Linked DNA regions of Homo sapiens: region 1 is linked to region 2. The links are chromatin contacts, found by Hi-C in ENCODE. All regions are on one chromosome and are shown on one strand. The core of a region is the stretch at or near the end of the contact, and the rest is flanking DNA. Distances in the headings are between cores, read along the strand shown.

What was found. A loop is a pair of places that touch in the nucleus more often than their neighbours do. Pooled maps may share reads with other maps.
Region 1: a map of heart right ventricle shows a loop between it and region 2 (3-fold over the local background). The contact joins the enhancer-like site here to the promoter of LNX1-AS1 in region 2. A Hi-C loop is called at or near these places in 15 of 168 maps with a recorded cell type or tissue (Calu3, IMR-90, MCF 10A and 10 more), 4 of 37 single-sample maps with no recorded cell type and 23 of 50 pooled maps.

The regions. Positions count from the first base shown.
Region 1 is chr4:53,904,463-53,907,345 of GRCh38, forward strand. The region is part of intron 1 of LOC124900702 (a long non-coding RNA gene); the gene reads left to right. Among named protein-coding and RNA genes, the nearest start is that of CHIC2, 160 kb to the right of the region's middle. Within about 2 kb of position 1,614, at least 9 of the 41 ENCODE cell types and tissues checked have a DNase peak (open chromatin) inside an H3K27ac peak, as active enhancers do; they include IMR-90, heart right ventricle and ovary, where a contact is called at or near this core.
Region 2 is chr4:53,498,805-53,501,504 of GRCh38, forward strand. LNX1-AS1 (LNX1 antisense RNA 1) reads left to right here and starts at 1,273. Exons shown (of 4, transcript NR_046622.1): 1 at 1,273-1,323; 2 at 1,613-1,698. LNX1 (ligand of numb-protein X 1) reads right to left here. Exons shown (of 11, transcript NM_001126328.3): 5 at 1-39.

The sequences.
Region 1 (2,883 bases), core at 364-2,863, 410 kb after region 2:
TCTTTCAAAGTTCTGCACTCCCTCCACACGGGGCTTGAGTTTCCATAGACAAAAAAACATAACATGGTCACCAAAGAGAACCTTCAGCATTGTTTCTCCAGCAACTGAGACTCCAGTGAAAAGTACACCTTCCTGGGAACCAGCACCCAACCTATCCTGGACCAGGTCTCCCAGCCAATGGTGCTGCTCGTGAGTGTCCAGTCCTCAATTGTTTTGTTATTATTGTTGCTATTGTTGTTGGGTTTCCCTTGGTCTTCTTATTTAAGAGAAGGTAGAGGCTGCTCTAGGGGCAATGCTTATGCCTGGAACGAATGAGCCTTTATTGTGGACAAGCTCTGTGAGTGAAGGCCCTCCTTGAGTCTGGTGATAAAAATAGGCTATGGCCAGGCAGGATACAGAAGAGCATGACCAATCACCAAATAAAGGTTTATTGGCTTATACATTTTATTGTACCGTGACATCCCTCCTTTCAGCTTTAGATGTCAGCAGCTGGTGGCAAGCTTAATGACTGATGCATAGGGGAACAGCCATGGACACCACAGTTTGGCTCCCCCTAAAACAGTGATGCTTCATCCTTACTTGGCCAGCTTCTGGAATCCTAGTGAACACACTACAGAACATCAGGTTTGCCTGGGCAGTAACATCCAAGGGGAGCTTCCAGGTTCCTCTTGGCTGAGCAAGACTATTTTTTTCCTTATTTCAAAGAGCTGTTGTTCTGACTAAAGGAAGAGAGGATGTATATGGTAATGAGAACTGTATACATTTCTCCTAAAGTCTCCTACTTTATCTTCTTTAATTCTGCATCTGACTCTGCCTGGGTAGAAATCGTATTCAAAATTATCCCAGCCTCTTCAATCTCCTTAATAAGATCTCTCAAAATGGAACACACTGTCTCGTGTGCCTATAAGGGATGTGCAATGCCTCTTTTGTGCTTTTGTTCACTCTTATCTGATGTTCTAACACATTTTCACTTTGAGGAGTTTGGAAATGTATCTGCATAGTCATTGCCGTTTAAGTACTCCACTGATTACAAAATGCTTTCATACACATTGTCTTGAGGAAATGCTCTGAAAAATAAACTGCTAACACTCTGGTAAAGAGCCTTCTGCAGTTAGCAAAATAGTCACCAGGACCTTCTTTTTAAATGACTACACTTTCCACACTTTTTCTATCTTTGTTGACTTAAGTTCAAAGTCAAACTAGAAAATCTGTTTTGTCAGATGGAAGTTCGCTACTCACCGTTCTGAGAGGCTCCATGCACAGCTCATTGTGTTACCCCACTGCACAGAATCTACTCTTCTAGAGAGACACTGGCAGCTTTGTGCTTTGCATTTATTTATTCAATGCTGCAGTGGCTTAAGCCAGTTTATGGAAAATATCTCTAAACACTGAGACCTCAGGGCTAGGAGGAATTCCTAGACGAGCTCTAAATCAGTAGTTATGTTTGGCAGATTCTATATTCCCACGGAAAGGCCAACTAAACAGTCATTACGCTTTATAGGCGTGCCTGTGTGTCCTTCGTTATTTTGGAAGTATCAAGCAGGGCCTAGAAGCATGGTATAGTTAGTGCCAGCACATAGTGGTGGCCTGCAGTCCAACCATGCTGATTGATTTGATGTTTAGGGAGGCAGTTTCAGAGGAAATACGGTAACTCGCTTGTCTATCACCGTGCTTCCTGGATGAGCCCCAGAAATGCAGCGTTTGGGATACCATTAGCAAGCGTGTGGCAGCCTTGCCCTGCTGAGACTGCTGGTGATTGAAAAGTGCTCAAACTGTGGTCAGAGAAGAAGTGTGCAGATGAAAAGAAGGGAGATAAGTCTTCGATCACGACGCCTGCCCTTCTTCACCTAAATATCCCCCAGGACAGTTTGCCAAACACCAGCCTGTTGCTCAAATGAGAGAAAATAAGCCTTTAGTTTCTGTTTCCACTCTGCTTCATAAATTAACACCATCAACTGACTTTTCCCCGGCCTTTCTCCCACAGCTTATCTTTACTGCCAATAATCCTACCCATGAGAAAGATCTTTGACAAGTCAAGTACTACATAAATTCAAGAAATTCATATGTGGTATTTCATGCACATTTCAAATAAAGAAACTTACAAGGATACCGTTTAAAAAAAAAAAAGAACATCCCCATAGTTTTGAAGCAAATGTGCATTTTCTCGTTAGTAAAGAGACGTTTCCTTCCCTCTAACTTCCCAGTGTTGGACAAAGGACTAAAATTTCATGTTATAAGGAAAGCATGTAAACTCCGCACTGCTTTTCTCTGAAATAGCAGTCATTTCAATGATGTGCTCTATCATCAATCCCCGGAGACTGTAGGCTTTTCTGTAACTGGTTCCTTTTCGTTTTCCTCATTGGATAATAATTTTTCAGAATAAAATCTTTTGGTATCAGTATTTTCAAAATATTTCAAGACACCAGCCATTCTTAATCAGGCCACTGTGGAGCTCTATGCAATTAAGTTGCTAAAGTTAGGACAGAGCCCTTAGTTTCAGATTTCAGCTCCATATATCTGAATGGAAGCTCTTGAATGGATGAGCATTCTGACTACTGCCTGGCTAATAATTTTCCACTTGCATTTGGCCGATCCTACACACATGAGCATAAGCCAGTGTAAATGCTCCATCAGAGGCTCTTAGCAGGAAGAAAACAACTAAACAGATTCATTTCTTGACTTTCTTCTTTGATAGATATTTTCTTACTCTTAAATATACTTTACTCCTGATAATTTAGAGATCTATCGTTGGTGAGAGGATATCATGAATTATGAGTCCTTGCATTCTTTTTATAAAGGTAATATCCCCGGTTTGATGAGACAGAAATTTGCAATAGCATCTTTGCAGGGCTTTTCAAAGAGTAGTGGGAATGGAAAAGTTCC
Region 2 (2,700 bases), core at 23-2,522:
TTTCACCATCTGGAATCAGGTGGTACAACCTTGGAAAGACTGAAATGGACAAAGAGTGTTTATTTAAGACACCCACCCAATGGACCTTTCCAACTACTCTTCTTGCCAAACTTCAGTGTCAGCCAAACTAAACTATTCATTTTTCCTCATACATGTTTTCCATTTTCCTGCCTCTGTGTCAATGTAAGTTTCTCTGCTTGGAATGTTTTTCATCCTGAGCTTAAACCCAATTTTTCCTTCAAGGCCCTTCCAATTAAACTCTACCCTGATTCCTCCTTCCCTTGCTCTAAACAGCCCACTTCCTATAAAGCTTTCTAGCTATTTCTCATGGCACTCAACCCATTATTGTTATTTTTACCTTTTTGTTTTTGTTTCTGTTTTTTGAGACAGGGTCTTACTCTGTTGCCCAGGCTGGAATGCAGTGTCTCACTACAACCTCCGCCTCCTGAGCTCAAGTGATCTTCCCACCTCAGCCTCCCAAGTAGCTAAGACTACAGGCACATGCCACCATTCCTGGCAAATTTTTACATTTTTTGTGGAGACGGAGTTTTGTCATGTTGTCCAGGCTGGTCTTGAAATCCTGAGCCCAGGTGATCCACCCACCTCGGCCTCCCAAAGTGCTGGGATTACAGGTGTGAGTCACCTCTCCCAGCTTATACTCATTTCTTATATACCTCATATCATGCCCATAAAACCTGAGGGCATAAACTCTCGCTGTTCCATGGTTCTCTGCATATATCTCTGCATGCAGAGGCCTTCAGCTGAAGTTTACTGAATTAATAGAAGTGAATGAATCATTTTTAATGGAATGAATTGCAGTTTTATCGCTTGCTTATTGAGAGGTAAAAAACAGAACCAATTTGCCACTTTGCCCTCTCAGATAATTTTGAAAATTTCTTCCTTAAAGACTCTGCTTTTCAGGCTTGGGGGAACATCAGTTCTTTCTACCAGACATTGTTGTTAACAAATGGAAGAGGCCTGATTCATGATCAAGAAGAGGCCAAGGCCTAGTTGGTGGCCTTGAGCAGTTCATCCCTGGTTTGCCTGAAATCACTGAGTTCAGAGCAAGGAGATTCAAAGATCATCTAGGCTGGTGTTTTCAAACTGTATTTTTAAACTGATGAATCTGCTTTCCCCAAGAAATCTCTCCTAGCTCTCTTCTCATCTTTCATCCCATTGTGACCACACAGAAAACAGCTGCTCTAATTGTCCTGCTGCTTGACAGTGATAGTCAAACACTACAAGTGAGGAGGTTTAAGGCTGAGAGAAGGGGAGTGAAGTAACTGACTGGACATCCCAAAGTTAGGTGGTCCTGAGAGCCAGGTCAGAACCCAGAGTTCTTGTGACCGGTACTCTCTGTCAGGTATCCCTGGAGCCAGGGGTTCACAGCCAGGCCAGAGCCCATGAGGGACTTGCTCTATGGACCTATGAGCCAGCAGCACCGACTGGCATTGTTTTTTTTTTCACTTCAGTTTGAATAGAAGTGTTCAGAGGGGACACCAACAAGTGATGGGAACAAGCCACACCTAGCTTGGTGGAAAAAGGGGCTCCTCCAAGCAGCTAGAGGCTCAAGTTTGAATGTAAAGGGCTGAGATGCTTCTGTCTTCCGTAGGTGCTGACAGCTGCCTCACCTTAAGAGTCTCCTTTCGTTATGGCATCTGGAAAGATCTCACATGGCAGGCCTGCTTCTAGTTCCTTGTGAGCATTTTCAAAACCCGTGACCTTAGTCCATTTTCCCTAATGAATTAATAAGTACTCAACTCTCTAAGAACAATAAAGAATTAAAATTATTTCTAAGTATGTTAGGGCAAAGTAACTTAGTGGGCAGAGGAAACCCGAGATGTTGTAAATGTGGGTCCTTAATCTCTATACTGATTGAACTGAAGTGACTGCATAAGGCAGGGGTAAGCTGGCTTCAGCAGTCAGCTCCTGGTACTAACAGTACTCGGGTGATTGAGTTCAATTAATGTTTAAACTACTTTGGTTATATTAAGTAGGCTATACCACAGGCAATTGCTAGAACATGTCTGGTATAACAAGGGAATGGAAAAAAATTCATTCTGAGCAAAGAAAGATTTGGAAATAATCACAAAAGCCAATTTTCCCTCCCTCATTCCCCTTCCCTTGTTACCATCTTTTCCAACAGATTTACAAAAACCACACTGCCAAACCTAAACCGCTAGAGAATGTTTGATTTGATAGCTTGAAAGGACATACCATTCACACTTGTAAATGATGTTAGAGCAACACCAATGAGATCCTAGTGACCTTAAAGAGATAAAGGAATTTTTAAACTGCCAAACTTGTGTTGGTCTGGAAAGTAAAAAATTTGCTCAATATTATGTCCTTACTCAAGGACTAAAGGATATAATCTTATTAGCTGAGAGTTTGTTATATGCTGACATTGAGTTAAGGTATTTGAATGCATTTTTTTGTTTAGTCTTCACAATAACCCTATGAAATAGATGATAATAATCTTTTTTTTTTTTTTTTTTGGGGGTGGGGGGACAGGATCTCACTCTGTCACCCAGGCTGGAGTATAGTGGTACAATCTTGGCTCAAAGCAGCCTTGACCTCATGGGCTCAGGCAATCCTCCCATCTCAGACCAAGAAGCTGGGAGTACAGGTGTGTGCCACCATGTCCCACTAATTTCATTTTTTGTAGAGACAAAGTCTCACCATGTTCCCCAGGCTGGTCTC